2 separate regions of the Homo sapiens genome follow, and region 1 is linked to region 2. Evidence: read pairs that join two places in POLR2A ChIA-PET (ENCODE). Cell type or tissue: PC-9. All regions are shown on one strand. Each heading gives the region's core, and the rest is flanking DNA. Links, peaks and the distances in the headings are about the cores only. Region 1 has its middle 61 kb from the start of LMNTD1. Region 2 overlaps LOC124902900 (a long non-coding RNA gene).

Region 1 (16,581 bases), core at 7,653-10,152, 160 kb after region 2:
GTAAGTTGGATTCCTAGGTATTTTATTCTCTTTGAAGCAGTTGTGAATGGGAGTTCATTCATGATTTGGCTCTCTGTTTGTCTGTTATTGGTGTATAAGAATGCTTCTGATTTTTTCACATTGATTTTGTATCCTGAGACTTTGCTGAAGTTGCTTATCAGCTTAAGGAGATTTTGGGCTGAGACGATGGGGTTTTCTAGATATACAATCATGTCATCTGCAAACAGGGACAATTTGACTTGCTCTTTTCCTAATTGAATGCCCTTTATTTCCTTCTCCTGCCTGATTGCCCTGGCCAGAACTTCCAACACTGTTGAATAGGAGTGGTGAGAGAGGGCATCCCTGTCTTGTGCCAGTTTTCAAAGGGAATGCTTCCAGTTTTTGTCCATTCAGTATGATATTGGCTGTGGGTTTGTCATAGATAGCACTTATTATTTTGAGATACATCCCATCAATACCTAATTTATTGAGAGTTTTTAGCATGAAGGGTTGTTGAATTTTGTCACAGGCCTTTTCTGCATCTATTGAGATAATCATGTGGTTTTTGTCTTTGGTTCTGTTTATATGCTGGATTACGTTTATTGATTTGCATATGTTGAACCAGCCTTGCATCCCAGGAATGAAGCCCACTTGATCATGGTGGATAAGCTTTTTCATGTGCTGCTGGATTTGGTTTGCCAGTATTTTATTGAGGATTTTTGCATCAATGTTCATCAAGGGTATTGGTCTAAAATTCTCTTTTTTTGTTGTGTCTCTGCCAGGCTTTGGTATCAGGATGATGCTGGCCTCATAAAATGAGTTAGGGAGGATTCCTTCTTTTCCTATTGATTGGAATAGTTTCAGAAGGAACGGTATCAGCTCCTCTTTGTACCTCTGGTAGAATTCGGCTGTGAATCTGTCTGGTCCTGGACTTTTTTTGGTTGGTAGGCTATTAATTATTGCCTCAATTTCGGAGCCTGTTATTGGTCTATTCAGAGATTCCACTTCTTGCTGGTTTAGTCTTGGGAGGGTGTATGTTTCCAGGAATTTATCCATTTCTTCTAGATTTTCTAGTTTATTTGCGTAGAGGTGTTTATAGTATTCTCTGATGGTAGTTTGTATTTATGTGGGATTGGTGGCGATATCCTCTTTATCGTTTTTTATTGCATCTGTTTGATTCTTCTCTCTTTTCTTCTTTATTAGTCTTGCTAGCAGTCTATCAACTTTGTTGATCTTTTCAAAAAACCAGCTCCTGGATTCATTGATTTTTTGAAGGGTTTTTTTGTGTCTCTATCTCCTTCAGTTCTGCTCTGATCTTAGTTATTTCCTGTCTTCTGCTAGCTTTTGAATTTGTTTGCTCTTGCTTCTCTAGTTCTTTTAATTGTGATGTTAGGGTGTCAATTTTAGATCTTTCCTGCTTTCTCTTGTGGGCTTTTAGTGCTATAAATTTCCCTCTACACACTGCTTTAAATGTGTTCCAGAGATTCTGGTTCATTGTGTCCTTGTTCTCATTGGTTTCAAAGAACATCTTTATTTCTGCCTTCATTTCTTTATGTACCCAGTAGTCATTCAGGAGCAGATTGTTCAGTTTCCATGTAGTTGAGCGGTTTTGAGTGAGTTTCTTAATCCTGAATTCTAATTTGATTGCACTGTGGTCTGAGAGACAGTTTATTGTGATTTCTGTTCTTTTACATTGGCTGAAGAGTGCTTTACTTCCAACTATGTGGTCAATTTTGGAAAAAGTGTGATTTGGTGCTGAGAAGAATGTATATTCTGTTGATTGGGGGTGGAGAGTTCTGTAGATGTCTATTAGGTCCACTTGGTGCAGAGCTGAGTTCAGGTCCTGGATATCCTTGTTAACTTTCTGTCTTGTTGATCTGTCTAATATTGTCAGTGAGGTGTTAAAGTCTCCCATTATTATTGTGTGGGAGTCTAAGTCTCTTTGTAGGTCTCTCAGGACTTGCTTTATGAATCTGGGTGCTCCTGTATTGGGTGCATATATATTTAGGATAGTTAGCTCTTCTTGTTGAATTGATCCCTTTACCATTATGTAATGGCCTTCTTTGTCTCTTTTGATCTTTGTTGGTTTAAAGTCTGTTTTGTCAGAGACTAGGATTGCAACCCCTGGTTTTTTGCTTTCCATTTGCTTGGTAGATCTTCCTCCATCCCTTTATTTTGAGCCTATGTGTGTCTCTGCACGTGAGATGGGTCTCCTGAATATAGCACACTGATGGATCTTGACTCTTAATCCAATTTGCCAGTCTGTGTCTTTTAATTGGGGCATTTAGCCCATTTACATTTAAGGTTAATATTGTGATCTGTGAATGTGAACCTGTCATTATGATGTTAGCTGGTTATTTTGCCGGTTACTTTATGCAGCTTCTTCCTAGCATCGATGGTCTTTACAATTTGGCATGTTTTTGCAGTGACTGGTACTGGTTGTTCTTTTCCATGTTTAGTGCTCCCTTCAGGAGCTCTTGTAAGGCAGGCCTGGTGGTGACAAAATCTCTCCGCATTTGCTTGTCTGTAAAGGATTTCATTTCTCCTTCACTTATGAAGCTTAGTTTGGCTGGATATGAAATTCTGGGTTGAAAATTATTTTCTTTAAGAATGTTGAATATTGGCCCCCACTCTCTTGTGGCTTGTAGGGGTTCTGCTGAGAGATCTGCTGTTAGGCTGATGGGAAAGAAACCCGACCTTTCTCTGGCTGCCCTTAGCATTTTTTCCTTCATTTCAACCTTGGTGAATCTAACAATTATGTGTCTTGGGGTTGCTCTTCTTGAGGAGTATGTTTGTGGCATTCTCTGTATTTCCTGAATTTGAATGTTGCCCTGCCTTGTTTGGTTGGGGAAGTTCTCCTGGATGATATCCTGAAGAGTGTTTTCCAGCTTGGTTCCATTCTCCATGTCACTTTCAGGTACACCAATCAAACGTAGATTTGGTCTTTTCACATAGTCCCATATTTCTTGGAGGCTTTGTTCATTTCTTTTTAGTATTTTTTCTCTAAACTTCTATTCTCATTTCATTTTATTCATTTGATCTTCAATCACTGATACCCTTTCTTCCACTTGATTGAATCGGCTACTGAAGCTTGTGCATGCATCGCATAGTTCTCGTGCCGTGGTTTTCAGCTCCATCAGGTCATTTAAGTGCTTCTCTATACTGTTTATTCTAGTTAGCCATTCATCCAATCTTTTTTCAAGGTTTTTAGCTTCTTTGCGATGGGTTCGAACATCCTCCTTTAGCTAGGAGAAGTTTGTTAATACTGACCTTCTGAAGCCTACTTCTGTCAACTTGTCAAAGTCATTCTCCGTCCAGCTTTGTTCCATTGCTCGTGAGGAGCTGCAATCCTTTAGAGAAGAGGTGCTCTGGTTTTTAGAATTTTCAGCTTTTCTGCTCTGGTTTCTCCTCTTCTTTGTGGTTTTATCTACCTTTGGTCTTTGATGTTGGTGACCTACAGATGAGGTTTTGGTGTGGATGTCCTTTTTGTTGATGTTGATGCTATTCCTTCCTGTTTGTTAGTTTTCCTTCTAACAGTCAGGTCCCTCAGCTGCAGGTCTGTTGGGGTTTGCTGAAGCTCCACTCCAGACCCTGTTTGCCTGGGTATCACCAGCGGAGGCTGCAGAATAGCAAATATTGTAGAACAGAAAATATTGCTGCCTGATCCTTCCTCTGGAAGCTTCGTCTCAGAGGGGCACCTGGCTATATGAGGTGTCAGTCAGCCCCTACTGGGAGGTGTCTCCAAGTTAGGCTACACGGGGGTCAGGGACCAACTTGAAGAAGCAGTCTGTCTGTTCTTAGAGCTCAAACACCATGCTGGGAGAACCACTGCTCTCTTCAGAGCTGTCAGACAGGGATGTTTAAGTCTGCAGAAGTTTCTGTTGCCTTTTTTTCAGCTATGCCCAGCCCCCAGAGGTGGAGTTTACAAAGGCAGGTGGGCCTAGTTGAGCTGCAGTGGGCCCCACCGAGTTCAAGCTTTCTGGCTACTTTGTTTACCTACTCAAGCCTCAGCAATGGCGGACGCCCCTTCCCCAGCCAGGCTTGCCACCTTGCAGTTCTATCTTGGACTAGCAGTGAGCAAGGCTCTGTGGGCATGGGACCTGCTGAGCCATGCATGGGATTTAATTTCCTGGTGTGCCATTTGCTAAGACTGTTGGAAAAGTGCAGTGTCTAGGTGGCAGAGTCCCAATTTTCCCAGTACAGTCTGTCATGGCTTCCCTTGGCTAGGAAAGGGAAATTTCCAGGCCCCTTGTGCTTCCTGGGTGAGGCAATATCCCGTCCTGCTTCAGCTTGCCCTCTGTGGGCTGCACCCACTTTCTGACCAGTCCCAATGAGATGAACCAGGTACCTCAGTTGGAAATGGAGAAATCACCTGTCTTCTGCATCAGTCACACTGAGAGCTGCAGACCGGAGCTGTTCCTATTTGGCCATCTTGGAATGGACCCCGCACCTTCATTTAGATTTAATTTATTGGACAACACAAGGCTATTAATGTTTTTTACAGCTGGCAGTGGGTTAAGGATGGATCAAAGAAAGAGAAGAATGAAAGATGAGGAGATGAGGAGATGATTAGGAAACTAGGATTGTGGTCCAGGAGAAAGGCAATGAGAGGCTGAATTGAAGTGGTGATCATATAGATGGAAGTGGAGGGGACCCAAGGGGTAGAGTAAAGGAGACAACATGGGGCTTGGCATCTCACTAATCCAGGGTTAAGAAGAAACCACAGAAACTTCCAAGGTTATTAGTTTGGACTGGGAGAATAGTGGTCTCATTGATTAGATATAAGGAAGTCTCAAGGCTCAGCTAGCTTCAGAAGAAGGTGTTGGGTTTGGTTTGGGCATAAGAAATTTGAGAGGACAGCAGAGGCTCAGACTGAAGGAAAATTGGGAAGCCACTTGTCTTCAACAGTCACAACTGTGGGGGTGAGAGATTCTCAAGTAACGTCTTTAAGGAGAGCAGAGACCCCTTGAGTAACACCTATTTCTAGGCGCACAGAGGAGTCAAAGAAGCAGAGAAGGAAAGTGAAGAGAACGAAGAGAACCAGTATAAAGCAGGGCAGGACGTCAAGGGAAGGACAAAGTTTTAACCTCAAATACCAGGGAAGTCAAAGAGGACAAAAATTGTAGCAAAGCTATGCCATTTGGTGATTAAGAAGAAATGTTATTAAAGGGCAATTTTAATGGCGTACTGGAGACAGAAATCATATGTTTAGGTGTTATGATATGATTAGATCATGAGGGCAAGGAGACCACGAAGATAAATAATTTTTAAAAACATTACTAATCAGTGCAAGAAGAGGATTAACAGGATCAAAGGAAGCCTTTGGTGTTTTGATGGTTTTAGGAGGGGTTGTTTTGTTTAGAATGGGAACATTTAAGCACAGGCTGTGAGGAATACAGTGATGAGGAGGGACTAGGATGAAGGAAGTTTGTCCACACTGGAATCCTCGACTATGTAGCTGAGTTCAGATGGTTAAGTTTAATCCCACTCATCATTTTACTCAGGTATAATGGTTTAGCTCCAGTGTTCCACTATTCCATTTGAGAACATTTACAGTATATTGCCTTAAAGAACAAAAACATAATGAGAATGCTTCCAAAATATGATTGAGAAGTAAAGGATTGACTCCCTTTCTCTTTCTCATACACATACGTACACACACACAGTCATAGCCATGAGTACTGCTAAAATATTTATTTGATTTTATTTTTCCAGTCAAGTGGTCTTGGAAAATGAGCCTGATCCCATTTCCTTAGAGAGCAATAGCAATGCATTCAAAAGTTAGATTAGAATGGACCTCATTTTATGCCAGTCTGATTTAAATGGTTCTTTATACACTTGGATTTCCTTTGCTTGCCAGTTCTGATCCATAACATTTCCTCTTTGGTTGCTTTCTCTTTATTCTGTGTGGTGGAATTTAAGAGTAAACTTCTATCCGTTGGAGTATTTTCTTCATGGAACAGCAAAAAATTTCCATCCAGGGATAGAGTGCTTATTAAGCTTGTTTTACCATCTTAGCCTTTAACATAATTGTACCTATTCAAAGGTTTTTGTGTGTGTTCAGTGAAGTAGAGGGCTTTTCACTGCCAACTAAAGAAATAAGAAAAATACTGTGGCTTTAGATGGAGAGATAGCAAAATTAAATTTTTTTAGATTAACTCAAATGCTTCTTGTTAAAACAAATGAATGAACAATCTGGAAAAAAGTATATCATTTCCTACAATTAACCAGTTCTATCTGAGTCTCTAAGGTCCCTCACACACACACACACACACACACACACACACACACACACGCGCTCCCACTGTCAACAACACTGAACCACTACTCACAGCCTGGATGGAATTCACTGTGGATTTTACACTTTTAGGCTTTGGACCATCTCTGTCCCTTTTTCTAGACTTCTTTCTTTTGATATCTGCCTAACAAACTCCTACTGCTATTCAAGGCTTAGGTCAAGCAATTTTACATCTAGGAAACCTTTGCTGAGTCACTCAGGTAATGTAAACTCGCATCAGATCTTATTTTTATCTTCACCACTGTTATCTGCTTGTTGTATGCCCAGTATCTAGCATGGTGCCTGAATCCCTTTGGCTGAATGAATGAAGCTCTGATGAACTGATCTAAATGCAGGGAAACAGAAAAAGGAGTCTAGAGCTGGAATGACTTTATATATATATATATTTTTAAATGTCCCCCGTGTATAGAGTTTAAAGGCTACCATATGTGATAGGTTGAATAATGGCCCCAAAGACATCTAGGTCTTAATTTCTGGAACCTGTGAAAGTTACCTTATATGGCAAAAGTGACTTTCAGATGTGAATAGATTAAGGATCTTGAGGTAAGGTGATCTCCTGCATTATCTGAGTGGGTCCTGTGATGTAGTCTCAAGTGTTCTTATAGGCAGACAGAGGGAGATCTGCTAGAAGAGGAAGAAGGCAATGGGATGATGGCAGCAGCAGGAGAAAGAGCAATGTCATGAGCCATGGAACGAGGACAGATTCCAGAATATAGGAGAATGCAGTGAAAGGGATTGTCCCCTGGAAGCTCTGGAGGAAGTGCAGCCCTGAAGACACCTTGATTTCAACCCAGTGAGACACTTGTTTTGGACTTCTGACATCCAAAACCTTTAAGAGAATAAATGTCTGTTGTTTTAAGGCATGAAGTTGGTGGTAATTTGTTATAGTAGCAACAGAAAGTCAATGCACCACACAGATCCTGTTCTTCTTCTAGACTTTAAAGCACTCTTATTGCTGGTTCTGACATGACGGGTAGAAATGAAATCAAGATAAGCTTAGGAACCAAAAGACCTGTGTGTGTTTTGACTCTACCGTTTTTTAGCTAGATCTTTTAGTGGGAATCACTGGGCCTTGGTTTCCTGAGGTTAAAACAATACCTGATCAATCTACTTCTTGCAGTTGTTATGAGCATTATATGGCATAAATTACACAAAAGCATTATGTAAACTGCAACAAAAATGTTAACTCTATGATCATGACTTACTTCTTTGGACCTAGGAATTGAAGGCTTCTGGCAAAATGTAAATGAGCCTCATTTGATAATTAACATTGTAGTGCAGTGCTCTGAATAGTGTCTGGCACATAAAACCTTATGCATATTTGTTAAGGGAATTAAGAGATGATTGAATGCATGCATAAATTAAATTAGCTTATTAGAAAAAATATTTAATATCAATAGAATCTTGCTGTCAACAGGTCATAGGAAAAGTAAACATTGGAAAGAGAGAAAGTATTTGGAAATACTTTCACTTTTTTCACAGAACCCCACCTATGAAAGAGATGGATGATGTGGGAGGAGGGTGTGGAGTCTAAAGGGGCTCCTTTAGAAATGGGATTCAAGCAGATTCCTAAATACAGCTGGCAGCTGAGGGGCAACTAAGGGAGAAGATAGGCGGAAGCATTGGGAGAGGAGACAGAAGGACAAAGGGAAAAGCAGAGAGGAGTATCATGGACAAAGGAAGAGAGTGGTTTCCAAAATGAAGGAGAATGATTATTAATGTCAATTGCTGCTGGTGGGTAAAAAAAAAAAGTATCTAAAAAAAGTGTCCATTGGGTTTATCAAGACAAGTCATCAGTCGCCAGTGGGAGTAGGGAGACTGACTGAAGGGTGGGGTAAGCGATGTCCTCTTTTTTTTCTGTCTATTCCTTGTTAAGCTTCCTACGCATTTTTCTAGTTCTCTTCTGGCCTCATCAGTTGCTTCTTCTGCTTCATTTCCAACTTCTCTTACTCTTGCCTCCACCAGCCCTGGAGATTTCTATAGCTCAGTTCTCGGTACTGAGCACAGACACATTCCCTTGATGAGCTCCCTACAACCCAAATCCTCAATTACCAGGTATCTGGGTGACACCTTAAATGCTGACCTCCAGCTCAGCACATCTGGAGAAGCTGCTTCTCCAGACATCTTGCAGAGTAGTCATCCATGAACTGAGTTCAAGATTAGAGTTTAATCTACCCTCCAAGATACTATCACATGCAATAGACTTTGTGCCTATTCCTTTTGGGGTGTTTTCCTCCTAAAGTTAGTTTTCAGAAACCCAAAAGAGAACAGTATTTCTCTTCTGTTAACAGAGGTTAACTGCGGTAGAACAGACTTGGCAGATTGCAGAGTCTAGCACCTTGGGAGACAGAATCAGACTTGAAAGTGTGCTTGGCAAATAGGGAAAGTGGCTATATTAGTTTGCTAAGGCTGCCACAACAAAGTATCACAGACTGGGTGACCTAAACAACAGAAATTTATTTTCTCATACTTCTGGAAACTGGAAGTCCAAGACCAAGGTATTGTTAGGTTTGGTTTGTTTCTTCTGAGGCTCTTCTTGGCTTAAAGATGGCCATCTTCTCCCTGTTTTCACACTGTCTTCCCTCTGTTGATGTCTGGGTTCTAATCGCCTCTTCTTATAAGGTCATTAGTCATATTGGATTAAGGCCCAATCTAATGACATCATTTTTAATTAATTACCTTTGTTGAGACCCTATCTGCATCACCGTCACAATCTGAGGTACTGGGGGAAAGGACGTCAACCGATAAATACAGGGGGGCACAATCCAGCCTGTAATAGTGGCCAAACAAAATGAGGCTCAGCTAAAAGGGAGAAATTTAGGTAGCAGAACAAGCTTCTTGCTCACGAGATGAGAGATGGGGATGGGTGAATGCAGAAGATGAGGTCATTGTGGGTCACATGCTGACCATGAGTCAGCAACATGGTGCAGTAAAACACATGAGCACAATTCCTGGATATAGAAATAGGAGAAGCAGAGTAGAGTGTGTGAGGTAATTCAGTTCCCTTTGCAGTAATTGGAAGCACCTTTCCAATTCTGAACTCCAAGCCAGAGAAGGTTGTGAAGATTCTGGACAACGTTCAGAAGAGAGCCATATAGCAGAACCATATCCTTTTTTTAATTTTTTAATTTTTTTTTTTGAGACATGGTCTCACTCTTTACTCTTGTCGCCCAGGTTGCAGTAGAGTGGCATGATCTGGGCTCACTGCAACCTTTGCCTTCCAGACTGAAGCGATCCTCCTGCCTCAGCTTCCTCAGTAGCTGAGATTCAGGTGTGTGCCACCACACCCAGCTAATTTTTCTATTTTTGGTAGAGACAGGGTTTCAACATGTTGCCCAGGCTGGTCTCAAACTTCTGAGTTCAAGCGATCTGCCTGCCTTGGCCTCCTAAAGTGCTGGGACTACAGGTGTGAGCCATGGCGCCCAGCCTAGTGTCATAAATTATTTCTTAATAATTAGAACTTGAGTTGTCATAACAAAATATTAACAGTGTAAGTTGTTAAAACTGGAGTTTACTAAAGTAGATTTTTTAAAAATAAATTATTCTTTATTTCAGTGATTTTAGTATGATTCTGCCTAAAGTTATATGTGGAAGATCATTATTCACTCATGTATATTCAACACACATTTATTAAATGCCTACCAGGTAGCAGGCACCATTCCAGACCCAGTGGTGAACCAATTAAGTTCCTGTCCTCATGAAGTCTACTTCTAGTAGGGGAGACAGACTATACCTCACCCTCCCACCCCGACACACACATAACACACACACACACACACACACACACAGTGTGAGATAGTGAGAAGGCTTATGAAGTAAATCAATAAAGCAGGGTAAGAGAAAGAGGGTAACATAGCTGACTATTTTTAGACAGGGTGGTAGGGGAAGTCTCTAAGAAAAATATTTAATTATTATTATTGATGAATCAATAATAATAGTCAATATTTATTTAGGCAGACATTGTGCTAAGCTTTGTATCATTTAATCCTTGCAATAACTTATTTTACAACAACTCAACAATAAAAAAGAATGAACTATTGACACACACAACAACCTGGATGAATCTCCAAAGAATTATGTTGAGTAAAAAAAGCCAATCCCTAAAGGTTACATACTGTATGATTACACTTACGTAACATTCTTGAAATGACAAAATTATGGAAATGAAGACAAGATTCAAGTTTGTCAGAGGTTAAGGAGGGGGCAGAGTAGAAGGGAAGTGGATCCTGGTGGTGATGGAAATGTTCTGTATCTTGACCAGATCAATATCTATAACCTGGTTGTGATATTGTACTGCAGTTTTGTGAGATGTTACCATTGGGGAAAACTGAGTAAAGGGTATGGGGGATCTCTCTGAGTTATTTCTTAAATTGCATATGAATCTACAATTATTTCAAAATAAAAAGGCCACGTATGTTATGATTTCCCTTATATAATAACATTCTGGAAAAAAAGCGAAACTATAGGGACAGAAAACAGAGTTCTGTTTCCCAGGAGCTGGTGGTGAGGTTGACTTGTAGCTGACTACAAAGGGGCACAAGGTGATTCTTTGGAGTGACAGGAATGTTCTATATCTTGAATCTAGTGATAGTTACATAAACATGGGATTATCAGAACTCAGAACTGTACACTAAAAAGGATGAAGTATACTGTATGTAAATTATACCTCAATATAATTTACATTATGTAACTCAATATAGCTGTTTTAAAATAAGGACTAATTTATTTCACAAAGGAGGAAATGGAGACTCAGAGAGGTAAAATAACTTTCTCAATAACTTACACGTCTAGTAAGACTCAGAAGCTCTGAGTCAGCCTTGCTCTTTCCCTAGCTGCTAATATTGACTTTAATTAGCTATAGTATTTAATGTTAATGTTAACTTTATGCTGAGGCCCTGATGGGCACAGAGTTTATGTTTATTCACTTTAGTGGGTAGTGCCTAGGTAACAGGTGAATTTTACAGAGCTCCAGTGTCCCTGTGCAGTCTTGGGTACTATCTGCCTCTTGGTTCTGAGGTGCCACCAAAACCAGACACTTCACTGACATCAGTCAAACCTATAAGGCAGGTGTCTACTGTAGACAAGAGGGGGATGTGATCTCTTGGACAAGTGGAGGGGTTGGCCTTTAGCAGGAGAATGGGCAGCTTATCCGTGGTAATAGAGGGAAGGCAGGGTACACAGACACAGAGGCAGGTGACAGGTATAGGTGGTGGGAGCTTGCAGAAGAGCCCATCTGATGGTTTCTATTTTTCTAGAGAGTGAAAATGGGGAAGGGGGGACAAAGAAAAACATTTGAAACAGTAAGAATTGATAGATATTTCCTTAACATAATAAAATGATCTTCTTTCTTTCAAAAGTTCACCACGCTTAACAGAAAATGATCATGATGGGAAGACAGACAAGAAACTCTATCAATTGCAATGCCACGTGATACACAGGTAAATAATATTAATCTTGATTGATGGTGTGTGAGGCCACAGAAAGGAGTGGTTTATTCTTCTTGCATGAGGCAAGAGATTTTGCAGAGCAGGTGAAATCTGAAGAAGTACTTGAAGGATACAACAGTAATGAAGATGCACTGTTCTATGTATTTAATATTCATAAGGGTCCTGTGAGAGGTAGGTGTCGTTGTTGTCCCCATTGTGCAGGAAAGGGGTTGATGTACAAGCTCACACAGCCAGTGTATGCAGTGCTGACACAAACTTATCTCATCTGACCCCTGAGCCTGCTCTCTCAATTATTTCCCCAATCTCTACTTTTTCTGACAATTATCCCCAAAATTTAAAAACTGCTTTTGTAACTTCCTGTTTGTCTCTCTGTGGTTGTATGTGTGTCAGAGAAGTGTGGGATTTTACTCACAATGGACATTTTGATTGATCTCAGCCAAGCCTGCCCATTAGTCAGTAGGGGAGCTTTTAGAAAGTTCCAAGTGCCAGGCTATACCCTTGGGAATTCTGATTTAATTGCTCTTGATTGGAGAGCAGGCATCAATCTTCTTAGAATCATTCGTCAGGTGATTCTACTGTGCAGCTGCAAGTGAGGACCACTCACTCAGGTGAAAGAAAAGGGTTTTAAGGGACAGATAGAAGAATTTGATACTTGCAGTACCTTAGTGATACTTGCAATACCATTGCTTCGGGTTAAGAATTTTCTCCTCAAAATGTAGATTGCTCTTTAGGTTGGAGCAACATGTTAAGACTCTACAAAGACCTTAGTGGGAGTGATTTTATAATTCTCCTTTCTCCTTGTGATGAGACTGTGGGAGGGGCTGGCATTAGCACATTTAGGCCTGGAAAGGAAAGGGAACATAGGAATCGGAGAAGCCAAGGTTGAACAGAAAACAAGAATTTACTCTATACTTGGTAAAAGAATTTAACATCAATTTGAATACTAATAATTTAATAATTGACTTCAAGACCAAACCAACTGCTAAAATGATCTAATTAATGATAAGCCTAAATAAGCTTCAACATCATATTTTGGCTAGTAAAGTACAAAGATGGCTAAGCTATGAGCTTCTTGCCTTATCCATGGTACATGGCACAGTACTTAAAACCTAATAGCCATTCACTGAATTTCACTGAATGAGTGAAATTCATCAACTGACTTAATCAATGTGAAACGATTTACCGCAAAATAGGAAACAGGTTTGGTGATGGGTTAACAGTCTTTGCCCTGCCATTGTAAGAGCATTCTATAATATGCTTCAATTTATTTACTCATTTCCCCATTCAGTGACATTTAGATCATTTTCAATTTCTTTACTGTTAAAAAAATACTGCAAAGAGCACCTTTGTATGTGTTTGCCTGTGTACTTGTACAGGAGTTTCTCTAGAATATATCTGTAGAAGTAGAATTGCTGGGTAAGGGATACATGCTTTTCAACTCTCTCTCTCTCTCTCTCTCTCTCTCTCTCTCTCTATATATATATATATATATATATATATGTATAGCTAACTAGTTTTCCAACTTTCTACTCCAAATAAAACAAAAAACAAAACCTAAAGGAAAAGATTATCAATTTGACTTAAAATGTAAAAGTTCTATACGCAAAACATACAACAAAGTTAAAACACATTATAGCCCTTTTCACTTCTTTCCAGTGCATGTTAAATGCACCATAAACAAACTTCAATTTCTAAGTTTGCCTTTTGTAATCAGTTCACAAGACAGTTGAGAGAGGCCTGGGCCCTCTTTTCTTGCCTGCATTTGCTCTGTGAAGTTTGAGAGAGTTTTCCCATCTTCAGATGGTTCCTCAGGGCAGCCTGGCTGTTGGTAGGCAGGCTGTGATCCAGGAAAGAATGATCTAAGACTGCAGGTGCTTGTTCTGCCATTTTCCCAAAGCCAATTCCCAGTGCTCCGTGGGCAGGACGGCAGGTGGGGCTGGAGCCCACACAGCCATCTCTGTCTCTCCCTTCTCTGCTCATCCCCCAGGGATGGACTAGTTTTGGCAAAATGGATGGTCAAGCTGTCTTGGGCATAACTAATGCGAAATAATTCTCACCAAGACTGATCACAGATTTGCCAGTTGTTCCTTTTTTGAAACATTGGTTATGAGACTTTTATCCTACATGTAAATTCTGGCTTTAATAACTCAAGAGTTTGAATAGAAGTGCCCAGCCCTTCAAGGGAATCCTTTGAACTTAGTATCTCCAAAAGCCTTAGCTTTATAAATATTCAGATGCACAATATATACATATGTGACCATGTTATTCCATAATTTAGATTCTCTTTTAACTCTGCTTTAAATTTGAGTGTACTACACTAAAAGAACAAAAAGGGACTAGCTACTGTCATAGTTTAAGTTACAACAGAGCTGCTCTTCCAGAAGAAACTGTGTTTTCCCACAAGTGATTGCGTTTTAGATGGAATAGCAACACCATCAGTGATTCCCCATGCAATGTTTTCAAAGGGCATTTCAACAAAAAAAGGCCTTTTTTAATGTTAACGGAACTCCACAGTTTTCTAATTCCATTTAATTCTGTTCTCAATTCCAATTTTCACAGTTAGCAAAACAAATTTTATAACTTACAAAATTATAAAATATACTTTTAAAATACAAGTATTTTAAATATATAATTTCTATAATTTTAAAATGATAAATTTCTAGTTTCTTTTTTGTTGTTTCTCTGAAGGATGAGAAAGGTGGTAAAGTATACCTTTTCAATATAAATGCTTCTTTTCTTCAACAAGATAGGAGTACATTTTCTAGCTTTTCTTGCCACATCAAAAACTCTGCTGCTATTATGTGACTCTTCCACGTGTCTATGATCCAGGTATACATGAGTTTCTCACAGAGCAGGGCCAGTTTTCTTTTCTATGAGCTGATTTTCTTTCCTTAGGTTGAACTTGAAAGTGCTAAACTGAGCACCGCAACTTCAGGCACTGGGTCCCCGCTTCTCTCCTAAAGCCTCCTGTGGATTGTACTCCACTCCGTAGCTACTACTGTTTAGCTTCCATGTCTTCATTTGCTCTATTAATGTCAATATCTATGAATTCTTGCCACATGTCAAGTGCTTTATACGCGCTCTACCATCGTTCTATCATAATCCCCACCAACACTATGCAATAGGTGTGTTACCCCAACTTTACAGATGGAGAGAAACCAAAGCAATCAAGGCTTCAGTAACTTGTTGAACATAGTCTGGTAAGTGGCAGGGAAGAGATTCAAACCCAGGTGAACTGACATCAGACACTGGGCTCCTAACTACTGTCCTTATCTGCTGTCTTCATCTCTATTCATTAGCTGTTGACCTTCACAAGAGGAAGTTTCTTCTGATTTGGTCACTGGAGTATTCCAAGGGCCTAGAACAGTGCCTGGCTTAGAGTTAACACATGTTAACTAATAACCGCATCTATTAACATGTTAATACATTGGCAGGGGTAACTTTTTTTATTTAGAGAGAAAGAGAGACAGGGTCACACTCTGTCACCCAGGCTGGAGTGCAGTGGCATGATCATGGCTCACTGCAACCATGAACCCCTGGGATCAAGCAATCCTTACACCTTAGACTTCCAAAGTGCTGGGATTACTGATGTGAGCCACTGCACCCAGCCACGTAGTTTTTAAAACAAATTTTATTTTAAATATTTGATTAACAAATAAGGGTTGTATAGATTCAAGGTATATAGCATAATATGATATACGTTTAACTTGTGCAATAATTACCACAATCAAATTAATAAACACATTCATCACCATTCATGCTGTGCCTTAGATCCCTAAAACATGTTTATATTATATCTGAAAGTTTGTATCGTTTGACCAACACCTCCTCATATTTCTTAAATGAATAATTCTGTTCCCCTATTTTTCCTTTCAGTTATTCATTTGTTTGTACCTTAAACAAATGTTGACTGAACCCCTAAAACATGGCCTTATTCTACACACTTGAGATATAAAAATGAATAATCAAAGTCTCTTCTGTCAAGAAGATTACACTCTTGAGGCAGGAGATAGACTAATAAATATGGTCAGCAAAGACAAGGAAGAGAAGTGGGCCGTGGAGAAGACTTGCGCTTTTATGCTGAATGAGATGGGAAATCAACAGAGGGTTCTGGACAGAAAACTGATGTGATTGCCTCCATAGTAAGAGGATCACCCTGGCTGCTGTTAGAACAATCAAAGTTACTGTAGTATTCTGAGCCAGAGGCAAGTGGGTTGGATCAAGGTAGTAGCAATGGGGATAATGAGAAATATTTAAATTCTATACCTTTCAAAAATGATATGATTTGCTGATGGAGCAAATGCTGGATATGAAAGAAAGAGAGGAACAGCCCCAATGTTTTGGGCATTAGAAGGGGGCATCCCCAGGGAAGGCTGCAGAGGAACAAGCTTGGGATTGGAGGGGAGTCAAGAGTTTGGGTTTCGAATATGCTTCTCATCATCTGGTATTGCCTTGTATGATAAAAACACTCAATAATGATTCTATTAGCTCCTCAGGGGCCTGAAAATCCAAACACCCTCAGGGTACAGCAAACAGCTAACTTCACCGTATGACTTAGCCAAGTGTAAAACAACAAAACAATGGTACAGCCTGTGAACTGCAGAGTTCATGCATGACCCACAGGCACTAACATAAAAAGAAAAGTTGCGCTGGTCACTGTTGCCCTTGACCTTGAGTTTGTGAGCCCGCCCCCCCCCGCAAAATAATATCAACATCATTGGCTTTTATCCACATTGTCCTTAACACTTACATATTTTCTGCCTTCTACTAAACTGTGTATGCAGCTGAATTTAGTAGAGCAGAAACTGCACACTCTGCCTCATTCATCATTATATTATTTGTACAACAAATATTTAG
Region 2 (16,581 bases), core at 5,830-8,329:
CATTCTATTATAAAGACACAAACTCACATATGTTCATTGCAGCACTATTCACAATAGTAAAACATGGAATCAACCTAAATGCTCACCAATGGTAGACTGGATAAAGAAAATGTGGTACATATACACCATAGAATACTATGCAGCCATCATAAAAAGAATGACATGGATAGAGCTGCAGGCTGTTATCCTTAGCAAACTAACGCGGGAAGGGGAAACCAAATACCGCAGTTCTCACTTATATGGGAGCTAAATGATGAGAACATATGAACACATAGAGGGAACAACACACACTGGGGCCTATCAGAGGGTGGAGATTGCAGGAGGGAGAAGATCAGGAAAAATAAATAATGAGTACCAAGCTTAATACCTGGGTGATGAAATAATCTGTACGACAAATCCCCATGACAAAAGCTTATCTATATAACGAACTTGCACATATGCCCTTGAACTTAAAATAAAAGTTAAATTTAAAAAATGGTGATATTTTAATTTTGTTATTTTTAGGCATTTATGACTTGCAATTCTTTCATAAAGAACTTTACCTATTCAACTATTTGGTTTCCATGAAAAACAATTTGTACAGGAAGACTTGATTTTTCTCTTTATATTTTAGTTTTCAGCATAATAAATTGACACTCTAACATTCCTTAAAGGCGGCCAATTAGTTTTTCAGTAATTTCTTTCTTTTTTTCTTTTTTTCTTTTTTTTTTGAGACGGAGTCTTGCTCTGTCGCCCAGGCTGGAGGGCAGTGGTGCGATCTCGGCTCACTGCAAGCTCCCGGGTTCATGCCATTCTCCTGCCTCAGCCTCCCGAGTAGCTGGGACTATAGGCACCCGCCACCACGCCCGGCTAATTTTTTGTATTTTTAGTAGAGATGGGGTTTACGGTGCTAATGGTTTTCTGTTTGAAATACAGTTTTGAAAGCAGTTTCTACTCTTCTGGTTGAACTCTGACTGATTAAAAACGTTGTAGGGGAGAATTCAAGATGGCTGACTGGAAGCAGCTGATGCACACGGCTCTCACAGAGAGGAGAGTGGAGAGTAAATCCTAGCTCTTCAAGTGGATTATCCAGGAGGCCACGCTGAGATTCATCAAGGAAGCAACAGGACCCACGGAGAACAGAGAAGAGTAAAGCAGGGTCGCTGACCGCCTGGGATGGGTGTGGAGCTGGGGAGACTCCCCACCAAGGGGAAAGGGTGAGTGAGCAAGATTCCCCCGGGACCCACACTTCCCCCATGCTCCTTTGCAATCCTGGGCATGAGAGATTCCCCCTAAGCGCTCGCCCCGCCCCTGTTAACCTCCCACCCTGGGCCTCCAGACTGACACAGAGAGCTGCCTGGATTCTGGGCAGAGCCACTGCTGAAGCCCACATGGAGCCCCACAGACCTTGGATCCTTGAGCACCCTGTAGCCAGCTGCCCTACCTCCACCAAAAAAGAAGGGCAGGCTCCTTCACATGCTCCCAGGATAAGTGTTGATAAGGAGTGAGACTGCAGGCCCTGTCTCCACTGCTCCTCCCCAGCAAAGGCCCCCTGGCCTAGGCTCCCAACGCAGCCACCTCACCCCACCTGAGCACTCTGGTCCCCCATTAGGGCTCTGCATTTCTTTGCAGTGTAGCTCCCAGAGGTAACCAACAGCCCCTCTGCCACTCTGTGGTACCTTCTGTTGCCCCCAGACTAGGGAGGAGGAACATGGAGCCTGATTGCTTTCACAGGCACCTCCAGCACACCGCAGCCACCCAACAGAGAGGAGGTCAGACTGTCTTTCCTGCAAGCTCCTGCCCACTCTGCGCATTTCCAGGCAAGGCCCCTGGGCTTGGAAGTGCAGTCAGTCCTATGGCCAGGGCTCTGCATTTCTCTGTGGTGGAGCTCCCAGAGACAACTAACAGGCCCTCTGCCACTGGCTGCCATTGCAGTGCCCTCCTGCTGCTGCCCCCAGGCTGGGGAGGGAACAAAAAGCCTGAGTGCTTTGGGGAGTCTCCAGCAAGCCAGCAGCTGCCCTGCAGAGAGGCCATGACCCCACTGCACCTTCCCAACAGGGCTTGCTGCTTTCTGACTTCCAATGCACCAACATCGCCCATGTATGAACATTGCAGCCGTGAAAACCTTATCTTCACAGGCCTGTGATCTTCCCTCGAGATCCCACCACCTGACCCTATGTGAGAGTTCAGCTGGTAACTCAGGGACCAGCCTGGCCCTCCCTATCACAACCAGCAACTCAGGCTCCACCCGATCCAGCCCCATCAAGACTCATACACGCTGTCCAGCTGGCCATTTAGGGGCTGGGGAGTTGGAGAACCCCATTCCAATTCTGCTGACACCTGACCATTTCTCCCAGGGCCTGAGATTGGACCCACCCACCCAGCCAATATCACCACAACCTGCACAGGCCCAAAGGCGGAGGCCCCCTAACCCCTTTTACATGAAGATGCAGTGCTATCACATTGGAGAATGGTGAGCCACAATGCCATCTGTATTAATTAGGCTGAGTGATGAAGTTCTGCCCCAAAACCACTGCCACGGAGAGTCACAAATGAAGCAACCCCTGAGGCTCTCAACTACATTGTGGTTCAGAAAAAGGCTACAGTGTACATCTGATCTAGGAGTCATGAGCTCTGGAACAGAGATGTGATAGGGCAGCAGTTCAAATTCCTGTCTATCTAGGATGAGGTGGTGGTGTACCTTGTATGTCTGGTAGGTAGAATTCATCAGTGAATCTGTCTGGTCCCAGGCTTTTTTTTTTTTTTTTTTTTTTTTTTGGTAGGTTTTTTATTACTGATTCAATTTTAGAACTCAATTTTGGTCTGTTAAGGGTTTCAATTTCTTCCTAGTTCAATCTTGGGAGGTTGCAAGTGTCAAGAAATTTATCCATTTCCTCTAGATTTTGTAGTTTGTGTGCACAGCAAAGAGTTGGTACCAATTCTACTGAAACTCTTCCAAAAAGCTGAGGAAGAGGAACTTCTCTCTAACTTATTCTACAAAGCCATTTATCACCCTGATACTAAAATCTGGCAAAGATACAACAAAAAAGAAAACTATAGGCCAATTTTATTTATTTATTTTTTTGAGATGGAGTCTCACTTTGTTGCCCAGGCACGATCTCGGCTCACTGCAACCTCCGCCTCCCAGTTTCAAGCAATTCTCCTGTCTCAGCTTCCCGAGTAGCTGGGACTACAGGTGCCTACCACTAGCCCCAGCTAATTTTTATGTTTTTAGTAGAGACAGGGTTTCACCATATTGGTCAGGCTGGTCTCGAACTCCTGACCTCAGGTGATCTGCAGCCTCCCAAAGTGCTGGAATTACAGGCATGTGCCACCACGCCAAGCCAGGCCAATATTTTTGATGAACATAGATGCAAAAATCCTCGAAAAATACTAGCAAATTGAATTCAGCAGCATATCAAAAAGTTAATTCACTATGATCAAGTAGGCTTTATTCCTGGGATGCAAGGTTGGTTCAACATACCTAAGTCAATAAATGTGATTCACCACATAAACAGAACTAAAAACAAAAACCATATGATTATCTCAATAGATAACAGAAGAAGTTTTCAATAAAATCCAACATCCCTTCATAATAAAAACCCTCAACAAACTCAGCATATAAGGAACATACCTGAAAATAATAAAAGCCATCTATGACAAACCCACAGCCAACATCATTCTGAATAGGAAAAAGCTGGAATCATTCCCCTTAAGACCTGAAACAAGACAAGGACGCCCACTTTCACCACTCCTATTCAACATTGTTCTAGAAGTTCTAGCCAGGGCAATCAGGCAAGAGAAAGAAAGAAAAGGCATCCAAAATTAGAAAAGAAGAGGTCAAATTATCTCTTTTCACTGATGATATGATTCTATACCTAGAAAACCCTAAAGACTTCACCAAAAGCCTAAAACTGATAAATGCCATCAGTAAAGTTCAGGATACAAAATCAATGTGCAAAATCAATAGCATTTCTATACAGCAATAATGTTCAAGCTGAGTGCCAAATCAAGAACACAATCTCATTTACAGTAGCCACAAAAATAAAATAAACTACTTGGGAATACATTGAACCAAGGAGATGAAAGATTTCTACAAGGGAAATTACAAAACACTGCTGAAAGAAATCATAGATGACACAAACAAATGGAAAAACATTCCATGCTCGTGGATTAGAAGAATCAATATTGTTAAAATGGTCATATTGCCCAAAGCAATCTACAGATTCAATGCTATTCCTATCAGACTACAAATGACATTTTTCACAGAATTAGAAAAACAATTTTAAAATTCATATGAAACTAAAAAAGAGCCTAAATAGTGAAAGCAATCTTAAGCAAATGGAAGAAAGCTGGAGGTATCAGATTACTGGATTTCAAACTATACCATAAGGCTACAGTAACAAAAACAGCATGGTACTTGTACAAAAACAGACACATAGATCAATGGAACAGAATAGAGAACCCAGAAATAAAACCACACACCTACAACCATTTAATCTTTGACAATATTGACAAAACTAAACAATGAGGAAAGGACTCCTGGTTCAATAAATGATGCTGGGATAACTGGCTTAGTCATATGCAGAAGAATGAAAGTAGACCCCTACCTTTCACCATACACAAAAATTAATTCAGGATGATGAATCAACGTTTTAAATGTTAAGACCTCAAACTATAAAAATCCTGGAAGAAAACATAAGAAATGCCATTCTGGACATCTGCTTTGGCAAAGAATTTATGACTAAGACCTTAAAAGCAATCACGCTGAAAACAAAAATTGACAAGTCAGACCTAATTAAACTAAAAAGCTTCTGCACAGCAAAAGAAACTATCACAGAATAAAAAGACACCCTACAGAATAGGAGAAAATATTCACAAACTATTCATCCAACAAAGGGCTAACATCCAGAATCTATAAGGAACTTAAACAAATCAACAAATAAAAACCATCCCATTAAAAAGTGGGCAAATGACATGAGCAGACACTTCTCAAAAGAAGACACACAAGCAGCCAACAAACATGAAATAATGCTCAATGTCACTAATCATCAGATAAATGCAAATTGAAACTTCAGTGAAATACCATCTTACACCTCTCAGAATGTCTATTATTAAAAAATCAAAAAAGAGTAGATGCCGGTGAGGCTGTGGAGAAAAGGAATGCTTATACTCTGTTGGAAAGGTAATTAGTTCAGTCACTGTGGAGAACCGTTTGGAAATATCTCAGATAACTTAATACAGAACTAATCATTCAATCCAGCAATCCCATTACTGGGTTTAAACCCAAAGGAAAATAAATCATTCTACCAAATACACACATGTACACATATGTTCATCGCAGGACTATTCACAATATCAAAGACATGAAATCAACCTCGGTGCCCATCCATGGTGGATTGGACAAAGAAAATGTGGTGCATATACATCATGGAATACTATGCAGCCCTAAAAAATGAAATCATGTTCTTTGCAGCAACATGTATGTAGCTGGAAGCCATTCTCCTAAGTGAACTAACGTGGGAACAGACAACCAAATACTGCATATTCTCATCTATAAGTGGGAACTAAACCTTGTGTACACGTGGACACAAAGATGGGAATAATAGACACTGGGGACTACAAAAGTGGGGAGGAAGGGAGGAGAACAAGGACTGAAAAACTACCTGTTAGGTACTATGCTCACTACCTGGGTGATAGGATCAGTCATACCTCAAACCTCAGCATCATGCAACATGTAATAAACCTGCACATGCTCTGAATCTAAAATAAAAGTTGAAATTAAACAAAACAAAAGAAAAAAATTGTTAATAGAGTGTCTCTGTCTTAAGTTGAAATGGGAAGACCAGTTTAAATCTCTGATGATAAAGAAAATGGGAAGACACAAAGCAAGTTATGAAGCAGAAAAAAAGAATCCCATTTTTACTTTAAATACAAAAAGAACAGCAAAGTCATAACTCAATATTTTGCTTTGTCTTTTTCTAACCATAAATATAAGCTAAGTCTACTTTAATCTTCACCACACCCCCTACACTGTCATCTCTCATTCCCTTCTCCCTTCCCCAGAGTAATCACTAAGATGAGTTCGTTTATATTCTTCCAATCCATTTTTATGTATAAGTAATAGGTAGTAATATTTTATATTTTTAAAAGTAATATCATGTGCACGTATTTTCTATCTTGCATTTTCCCTTCAACATCAAATTTTGGATCCATGTTAATATAAGTGGATTTAGCTTTGTTTCAACTGCTTCATTGCGTTTCCTGATGACTATTCCACATTTCATTAATGTGATCCCCTATTGATGGCATTTAGGTAGTTTACAATTTTTATGCTGTCATTAAAACAACAGTATAATGAGCTTCTGTTGTTTTCAATGCTGTTTGAGACTTACGTTTTAGGGAAGCTAAGATAATACATATATTTTAAAAAGTATCTTCTCACCCCTTGTTTTTTTCTTATAAGACTTTTGCTTAACAGTGACATGGTCTTTTACCTAAAAACTGAAAATAGTTTTTTAAATGATCAAACAAAAGAGACAGTTTAGATAAAAAGGCTTTTTTTTTTTCAAACTCCATTCCTTTTGATTCTATGAAGTCATGAAGACAGAAAGGAATTATCAGTGTTACTAATTAATTGTGGACCCTCAGCTTTTAAAGTGCATCATTGTGTATTTGCTCTTATAGTACCTTCTTGGGTTTATATAAAAAAGTAGCTGCATGAAGCTCTTTGCCTCATTTGGACTTTGTTTATCTATACTTTTTGCTTATGCTCAATCCCAGTTTATTACTCCCTGACGATTTCCCTGGCAGTACAGAAATCGATGTTGGAGCACAGTATCTAAAATGTGACAATTATCCTTAGTGACTGTCTGGTATTGTCCTTAACAAGAGTATTTAGTCAATCCACTCGATGGCATGCTTTGTACAGAAACATGAGTTGATGCAGAGATACAATTCCAATAGGGATGAAAATGAGTCATAGTAGTCAATTAGCTTTTGGTGATGATGAGTCACAGGAATCAAAACATTTTGCAAAGCGTTTGGCAGACGACCAAATGCTCTAGCTTGAGCTACCGAGATGTGACATTTTAGAAAATGGGAAGAAAATCGTCATATCTTAGTATCTCTTCATGGAAGATGTTTGTCAGTTGCCTAGAGGAATATTTTCATTCTTGCACATACTGCTCCCTAGACTTGGAACACCCACTCTAATGCCACCACCTCTGATTGGCAAATTCCTGTTACTCAGGACCCATCTCAGACCGGAAGCATTTCCTGAGGCACAATTACTCACTCCCATCACTGAGCCCATAGCTGCTGGTTTCTCATGTTATTAAACCATCTATCAAGTGATATTGCAATTTACCTGTTCCTGTGTTGATCTTTTCTCCCATTCTCTGGAATAAAAACCCTGTCTTAGTTGTCCCTATGTACTTAGTAAATGACATATAACAGGGCTCAATTCATTTTTGTTTCTTTGTTAAGTGGATGTGTTTCTATTTATGTGGGCATTATGAAATACTAACAATTATAAGAACAGTAATAGTTAACATTTACTGAGTGCTTCTTACATACTAGGCACTGTCTGGAGTGCCTTCAGTGTATTAACTCATTTAACTCTCCCAACATTATACAGGAGGTAAGTACTACAATCCTCTTCAGAGATAAGAAAACTGAAGCACAGAGAGTTAAAGTAACTTGTCCTAAGTCACACAGCTACTTGGTGGTGGAGTTAGGAATTGTACTCAAGCAGTCTGACATCTGAAGCTACATACTTAAGCAATGTGCTATATGGCATCTATTTTTTTCCTTAAGAAAAGAATCTAAAGACAATTTTAATGGACAGGATAAATAATTTTACATAGAAAAATAAAAATTGCCATCACCAAAAGACAGTGTCTCAGGATTAACCTGAAAGCTATTTTTGAATGAGGCAGAGCTATACCTTTTTGCCTGAAGAGAAGTCTATGATGTATAGTTAAGAAAACCAAATTGTAAAGTAATTTTGTAGTGATTCCTTGTGAATAAGAAGAAAATAGTAGAAGGCTTATACAGCTTACACTTCTTCCTTTCACATCTTTCTCCTTGCTTACAAAACATATACCTGTTGATCAGGCTGTAAATATCAGTTATGGTATGGAAGTTCACTACAGTGGGAGGTGTTATTATTATTATTTTTTCTTGCATTATTTCATTGGTTTCAGTGGCAACATCACTCTGAATATTTGAAGAGGAATTTAATAAAGAAAAATTTATTGGCGACTAATAAACTGAAATTCCAGGGAGAAATCCCAGAGAAGATGACTCTCCAAGTCACGCCTGGAGCAAGCAGGCAAAGTCAGCTTCGTTCAAAGCAGTTTCCTTGACACCCTCATACAAGAAGCAGTAGTTTCATTCTTAACAGGAAGCACTGTAGGAAACGAGGAAGTTGCAGTGAAACCAGAGGACTAGGCCTAGTGGTGTATTACATAGTCACGGATTCTTCTCCCCAGGCTCGCTTCGCCCCATTGCCCCTCAGGCCTGGGCGACTTGCTCGCTGCCCCCACCTGCCATCTCAGCCTGTCCTGGGTGAAGACCTCCTCAGTCATCCGCATCTGATGGAGCATCTCACAAAGGCTTTGGCTCCTGCCGCCATGTCTGGGTTCAGAGGAAGGACTTGCCGCGGGACAGGCGATCTGGCTTCCCCTGCAGCGGCCCCAAGGGACTGGGGACACAATCTGGAAGCACCAGGGAGGTCATGCTCTGTGCCGCAGGCTTGACAGGAAATGGAAAAGAGCCAGAGCATCAACCTCTCTCTCATCCTCCCTCGAACACGTCTTCTGAGGCCCACTGCTTCCACATAGCCTTTGCAGAGATGTCCGTTGACCAGGCAGCAGACTAGGTCTTCTCGTGAAGCTACAGCTGCTCTGTAATGCACTGCCTTGTCTTTGCTTTCTCTCCTTCGCTGCTCCCTTCCCATTTTGCTCTCAGTCTTGCTGTCCTGGGAGCCAAGAGTCAGCAGTAGCAGGTTAACTTTCATTAGGCTTCGTCTTCTAGGGGCCCAGGGTTAAGGCATAGTGAGATATCCAGGTTTTAGAAACGTTAATATCTGATGTTATAAATAGACTTTAGGTTGAAAATTGGGAAGCACTGTTTGAAGTTCAAGCACATGACTGATAGGCTTTGGGAAGGATACTATGCTCCCTATCTGGGTGATGGGATCTGTACCCCAAACCTCAGCATCATGCAGTATGCCCATGTAACAAACCTGCACATGTACCCCTGTATCTAAAATAAAAGTTGAAATTTAAAAATTTTTCTTTGTTTGATACAAGAAAATGTAGGCTAGACATAATTATTCTGGAAAATAAATTTTATTTAAATTACATAGAAAAGAATTAACTTAGGATTTTTTGCAGAGCAGGATGTTGTGAATGTTTAAATACCTTGTTTTTAAAAATTGTATTGTGTGTCTTCACTAATAGTGTTATATCTTTTGAATTAACAATCTGTTATGTCCAAGTAAAAAATGGTAGCTTTATCGAACAAATATTTTGTATTTTGACCACTATATAGTTAAAATAAAATAAATCCAAATAAAAGTAACATATGCTTATTTAGAAGTTTGATAAATAAATGAATGTATGAAATAAATAAATGAATGTATGAAAATTAACAACCACCTATAATCTTATCATCCAAATACAGCCACGTTAACATTTTGGTAGATGTTTGCCCATGTTTTCTATGAATAGAATGGATATATTTTACATATCTACAGATTTACTTATATATTTTACATTAATGGATATAATAGGGTAATATATGTACCATGCATATATGTAGAATATTTTTCACATGTGCTATGTTAATATTTGTATGTAATTTATAAAACCTGAATATATTATATATATGATTTAAAGTTTTATTGTTTAACTTAATATATTATGAGATATTTCCTAAGTTACCAGGTGTTCTAAGACATGCATTTTAATGGGGATATTCAGTATTTCACGGTATGGGTAGGTCAGAGTTTATACTTAACCAAATACTGTTGTTGGATATTTGAGATGCTTGGTTAAGAGTCCCTATATACCTTTACTTTTTTCTTTTCAGAAATGTAGAATTCAGAGGGACAAAAGAAATCTTCTAAAGATGGTCTAGTTTACTCCTCCAGTACTATCCTTTAATCATGTCTATAAGCAGGACATTAAATTCCATTTTCTTTTGTTCTTTCTGTTTAGGTGCCCAATACCTTCAGCCTCCTATCGCTTTGTTTCTTGCAAAAAATGATTGTCAAAACTTCATCTGTATAGTAATAACAGTAATAACAGCTAGGCATATAATGCTTACCATGTTCCGGGTTCTAGTCTAAGTATTACATGTATTTCAACGCATTTAATTCTTGCAAAGCCTTCTGAAGTAGATACCCATAACTATCCCCAAATTAGAGCTGAAAACACAGAGAGATTAACTTACTTATTTAAATTCATACAGTTAGTAAGTGGTAGAACTAGAATGTGAGCCTAGACAATCAAGTTCCAGAATCTGAATTCTAATTACTATGCTCTAATGGATGACTCCTAAAAGAAAGATGCAAAGAGGTTTCATTCTGAATTCTAATTTCAATCACTGGAAATGGCTGCCTGGAACAATACGTTCAGAATGATTCTGATGCTGTATCTGAGCTTAGAGGGGAAAAGGGCCATGATATATGAATAATATTCCCTTGTTTGAAAGAGGAGAGTGATTGTATATTTGCCATTTTTGCCCTATAATTTTAGTTACCCTAGAATTATTTAAGTTCAAAAAGATAAAACTCTAGAGATTAAAAAAAGTGTAGGTGGAATAGGGTTTATGTATTTATTATTTTTGCAGGAGGGAGATGAGGGGGCAGAGGTTTGTGCTATTTTAGCCTGTGCTACCTCTGTCAGTGCAAATGACTCCATATGCATTTCAGGACCTCCATTTTTACAATTGTTTTTAAAAGGAGCCTGTTGCATTCTGTCTGTCCTTGGTAGATACAAAAGCAAAGAACAATGAAAACACAAAGAGTTTGGAGACATAGACATATGGGCTTCCTTTTTCTGGTTCCATCAAATTAACTGTGTGTTCTTCTAGGATAGTTACTTGACCTTTCTTACCCTCAATGTTCTCATCTGTAAAATGAGAAAATAATTCTTACTTCTTAAATTGTTGTGAAATTAAGTTAGGTAATTGTGTATGAAGTCCTTTGCATACAAAAGACAAATGTTCTCTCCTTTACTGTCTCATATGCACCAACAGATTGTATCCTTGCATATTGTTTTTCCTTTGATTACTTCTCATAGAATCCATTTACTAAAATCTTTAATAGCTTAAAAGTTTTTTGTTTCTTGTTTATATGGAAATATTATCAAGTTTTAGTTATAGATATTTCAGAAATTAACATACAAATGAAGTCCTTGCTAGTCTTTGGTAACCATACAAAACTGTACAATGGGTCAATTTAGTGCTTGCTTGCTCAATAATTATGTTTTAAAAAGTTTTAATAGAATGTCTGTTCTTTTTATGTTCATAATAGCACCACTATCCAAGGCAGAAACTTGAGTCTTTATATCAGTTTTCTTTCATTTTAGATTACTTCTATTCCTATTTCTTCATGTTCACTAATCTTTTCTTTGGCAATATCTAATTTGCTGTTAATTCCATCTGTGTAGAAAAGACATAATATAGCAGGCTTGATGTTGCTACCTTTAGAATGATCTGCTTGGGGGGCTTGCCCTAGACTATCATCTGGGAACTTGGCTTTGGAATGTTCCCTACACTGATAAGGATGATTTGCTGACCTGAGACACCGAACTCTTATATACCAGCTTGCCTAGATTATTTGTGCAAACAATGTAATTAATGGTGAATGCCAGCCTTTCTACCAGATGTCTAAATTTGGTAGCTGTGGCTTATCGGAGGCAGAGACTGCCAAAATAATCAGCCCCCAGTGAAAACTCTGAACTTTGAGACTTAATCAGAAACACTGCATTTTGTTGGCTAAAAGAGTGTGTTCTATGTGGCCACCCCGTCTCTCTTCAGCCCCAGAGGGAGAACTTTGGAAGCCAGTGCCTAAATTCCTCCAGGCTTCACCTGGTTTGTCTTTTTCCCTTGCGAGGCTGGCTGTATATCTTATGCTTGATAAACCATAGCTGGGATCATCTTGCCTCTGAGCCCTATGAGCCCTTCTAGTGAGTCCTAAATGTGTGGGTGGTAGTTATGAGACATCCAAAGCACCATCCATTGAATTTTTAATGCCTAGAAGTTTAATTTGAGTGTTTTAAAATATCATCCAGCTGGGCGTGATGGCTCAGGCCTGTAATCCCAGCACTTTGGGAGGCTGAGGCAGGCAGATCACTTGAGATCAGGAGTTCGAGACCAGCCTGGCCAACATGCTGAAACCCCATCTGTACTAAAAATAAAAAAATTAGCTGGCGTGATGGTGCGGGCCTGTAATCCTAGCTACGCGGAAGGCTGAGGCAAGAGAATTGCTTGAGCCCGAGAGGTGGAGGTTGCAGTGAGGCAAGGTCACACAAGTGCACTCCAGCTTGGTTGACAGAGCGAGACTGTCTCAAAAACAAACAAAAAACCAAATATTATCCATGTCTTTTTTTAACAAGCTCAATATTTTCTCCACTTTCTTGGGCATATGGAATATATTTATCAGAATTGTTTTAATGTCCGTGTCTACCAATTCTACACTGTGTGTCATTTCTGTGATTGTTTCTCTTGAATGATTTATTTTACTCCTCATAAGAGGCTGTATTTTCCTGCCTTTTGGCATACCTAGTAATTTTTGATTGGATGCCAGACATGATGAATTTTACTTTGTTACATATTGGAAGAATATTCCTTTAAATATTCTTAGGCCTTTTTTTTTTTTTTTTTTTTGGTTGGCAATTAAATTACTTGGAAATAGTCTGACCCTCTTGAGTCTTGCTTTTAAGCCTTGTCAGACACAGCTAGAGCAGACTGTGGTTCCAGCACTGAGGCAATCCTCTTCTGTGTTCTCCATCTTATGCCCTGTGTATTATGAGGTTTTCCCATTTTGACTGGTGGGAACACAACCTGCTCCCAGCCCTTTGTAAGTCCAAGGGATTGTCCTACCTGTTTCAGGTGGTTCTTTCCTTAGTCTCAGGTATCAAGACTCAAGGGGAACTCAGGAAATCTCCAGAAATTTCTCTCTGTGCAGCTTCTTTCTCTCTTGTCTGGTACTCTCCTTCTCCAACCTCTAGATGGATTGACCTCCCCTGATGCTCAACTCTAGCTCCTCAAATCAGGGAGACTGCTGGGCTTTGTGTGTGTTCTCCTTCCCTATGCTGAGGACTGGAAACCAGACAGTGAGTAAGGCACCCCCAGGGCTCACCTTGTCTGTTTCTCTTCTCTAAGGGATCACTGTTCTCTACTACCTGTTGTCCAATGTCTAGAACTCATTGTTTTATGAACATGTTAATGAACATGCATTTCGTTCATTTCTTTTTTGTTATTTAAGCTGGGAGGGTAAACCCAGTCGTGTTTCTCTGTCATGGTCAGAAGTGAATGTCTATACTTTCTTTCTTTCTTCTTTTTTTTTTTTAATTTTAAAAATAGTATGGCTTGTGATGCGATTTTTTTCTTTTTTTTTATTATACTTTAAGTTTTAGGGTACACGTGAGCAATGTGCAGGTTAGTTACATATGTATACATGTGCCATGTTGGTGTGCTGCACCCATTAACTTGTCATTTAACATTAGGTATATCTCCTAATGCTATCCCTCCCCCCTTCCCCCACCCCACAACAGGCCCGGTGTGTGATGTTCCCCTTCCTGTGTCCATGTGTTCTCATTGTTCAATTCCCACCTATGAGTGAGAACATGCGGTGTTTGGTTTTTTGTCCTTGCGATAGTTTGCTGAGAATGATGGTTTCCAGCTTCACCCATGTCCCAACAAAGGACATGAACTCATCATTTTTTATGGCTGCATAGTATTCCATGGTGTATATGTGCCACATTTTCTTAATCCAGTGTATCATTGTTGGACATTTGGGTTGGTTCCAAGTCTTTGCTGTTGTGAATAGTGCCGCAATAAACATACGTGTGCGTGTGTCATTATAGCAGCATGATTTATAATCCTTTGGGTATATACCCAGTAATGGGATTGCTGGGTCAAATGGTATTTCTAGTTCTAGATCCCTGAGGAATCACCACACTGACTTCCACAATGGTTGAACTAGTTTACGGTCCCACCAACAGTGTAAAAGTGTTCCTATTTCTCCACATCCTCTCCAGCATCTGTTGTTTCCTGACTTTTTAATGATTACCATTCTAACTGGTGTGAGATGGTATCTCACTGCGGTTTTGATTTGCATTTCTCTGATGGCCAGTGATGATGAGCATGTTTTCATGTGTCTTTTGGCTGCATAAATGTCTTCTTTTGAGAAGTGTCTGTTCATATCCTTCACCCACTTTTTGATGGGGCTGTTTGTTTTTTTCTTGCAAATTTGTTTGAGTTCATTGTAGATTCTAAGGGCTCTGTTCTGTTCCATTGGTCTATATCTCTGTTTTGGTACCAGTATCATGCTGTTTTGGTTACTGTAGCTTTGTAGTATAGTCTGAAGTCAGGTAGTGTGATGCCTCCAGCTTTGTTCTTTTGACTTAGGATTGACTTGGCAATGCGGGCTCTTTTTTGGTTCCATATGAACTTTAAAGTAGTTTTTTCCAATTCTGTGAAGAAAGTCATTGGTAGCTTGATGGGGATGGCATTGAATCTATAAATTACCTTGGGCAGTATGGCCATGGTGAATGTCTATACTTTCATGTGATTCTTTGAAACATTAAGGGTTTGGATTTCTCATCACTAGGGTCAACGCTTGGCACATAGTAGGTAGTCAAACATTATCTGTTGAATAACAAAATAAATAAATAACTGGTGTCCTTAACTTTACTGTGAAGTTGAAGATACGGTATTATTTTTTATTCACCAGACTAGACACTATTAAAGCTTCAAAAAACTCTACTGAGATCTATGTAGGGTTGGGTTAAAAATTCCCGCCCTGCCACAGCAACTCTCTGATCCTGCATCTTTTCCCTTCCTAGAATGACATGTACCTTGTAAGGTAGGCATGAAAGTTAAAGGAGAGGGGGTGTACGCAAAGCACACGGTAAGTTCTCAGTGAAAATGGGAGTTCTTGCCGTTCTTGGTGTGCTGAAATAATAACCATACATTGATACAGAGATTTTGTCATTCATGTGCTTTTTATATATGTATCTTATATAATCCTAACAATTTATTTCCCCCAAATAATTAATCAGCATTGTCATAAAGCAAATGAAAGTCCACAGAATCTTCCAGAATAATAAAAAAATAACTGGCTAAAATTGGAATATTTGGAGACTTGACAACAGAGCTTTGCTTGTATGGAGGTCTCTTAAACACCACCTCTATTTCTGGTTTTCAAGAAGAACATCTGAGCTTGCATGATAGACCTTGTCTCTCAAGTTTTCTACCTGTTCTTTCTCATCTAGTTGTGTGTGCCAAAAACTATTTCTCACACACTCTCCTTTGTACTCACCTTTTATAATGTGAGGCCTAAAGTTAATAGTATGTGCTGTCTTGACATCTGGTAAAATTGGGAAGGCCTTGAATGGCCTAACTGCAAGTTCTCCTCCCTACTCTCCTCTCACAGATGACATCCCCCCAGCCAAACAACCCTCCTTTTTGAGGGGACCAGGTGCAGTTCCTATTTAACCCTGAGTAGTGGGTTTTAATTTCCTCCTAAGCAGTTTTTCAAACAAGCCAATTACATCCTCCTGTGGGAACCAGGAGGCACCACACCCTCTTGACACTACAAAGCCTGCCTCTCACAGCCCCTGGTTATTCATTCTGTTCCCGATTGCAACCCCTGTGTGGCCCTGAATGGTGTGCTGTGTCCTCCTCCCCTAGGCTGGGGTATATGTGACTAATGAACTGCTGTTGGTCTCATCTGTCCAATGCTTAGTGTCGTGTGTTTGGCCATCTTCCTAACCCTAAGGGGGAATCTCTCTGTCACTGATAGGATGAATAGAAACCCATTCAAACCCACTATGCCTCCTACTTGCATTGCCGCTCCCAGTCTTTCAGTTCTTATAGTGAAATGTCAAGGCAGTGCCTCCAGATTCACTCCATTGAACACGAAATTTAGGTTAAAGAGTGTGAAGGGGAGGAATGGGAGGAAGAAATATGGCATTTAAAAATGTGCTTGCTAATACTTTGAAAACTCTGGAGGTTTAAAGATAGGTTCCTATAAGAGATCAGGGAGGAGGGAATAAGAAGTGAGACCTGGTTTCTCTTGCTCTGGCTTTGCCATATGTTGGGAGAGGATAACCTGAAGTTTGGCAGACAGGATGCTCTTCCTCTTCACTCTATTCTTCTCTTCATTCGCACCCATCAGGGGAAGGAGTCTTTAAACCCCATTATATATCCAAATTATGCTGTGAGATGTGGCCGGTAATTGGGAAGAAGAAACCTTGCTTGTTTAATGACCTCTTTGGTCAAGGCTCCCAATAGGAATATTGGAATCCACTGTTACATCCCAAAATAGAACCAGAAGCAATGGTCTGGTTGTCTTGAAGAGCT

What was found. Peaks named below come from ENCODE experiments on the same cell type or tissue, not always from the same donor. Only the 100,000 strongest peaks of a DNase experiment are listed, where the experiment ranks them.
Region 1: POLR2A ChIA-PET joins it to region 2 with 8 read pairs; 1 of 35 experiments calls an interaction of 5 or more read pairs at or near these places.

The regions. Positions count from the first base shown.
Region 1 is chr12:25,606,056-25,622,636 of GRCh38, forward strand. It overlaps a transcript of LMNTD1 not described here. Among named protein-coding and RNA genes, the nearest start is that of LMNTD1, 61 kb to the left of the region's middle. In PC-9, for the core only: no CTCF peak of the experiment used is centred there; a DNase peak (open chromatin) is centred at 9,196.
Region 2 is chr12:25,451,222-25,467,802 of GRCh38, forward strand. LOC124902900 (a long non-coding RNA gene) reads right to left here. Exons shown (of 3, transcript XR_007063247.1): 2 at 16,285-16,581; 3 at 14,727-14,865. Among named protein-coding and RNA genes, the nearest start is that of LMNTD1, 94 kb to the right of the region's middle. In PC-9, for the core only: no CTCF peak of the experiment used is centred there; a DNase peak (open chromatin) is centred at 7,100; H3K4me3 peaks cover 957 bases; H3K27ac peaks cover 1,608 bases.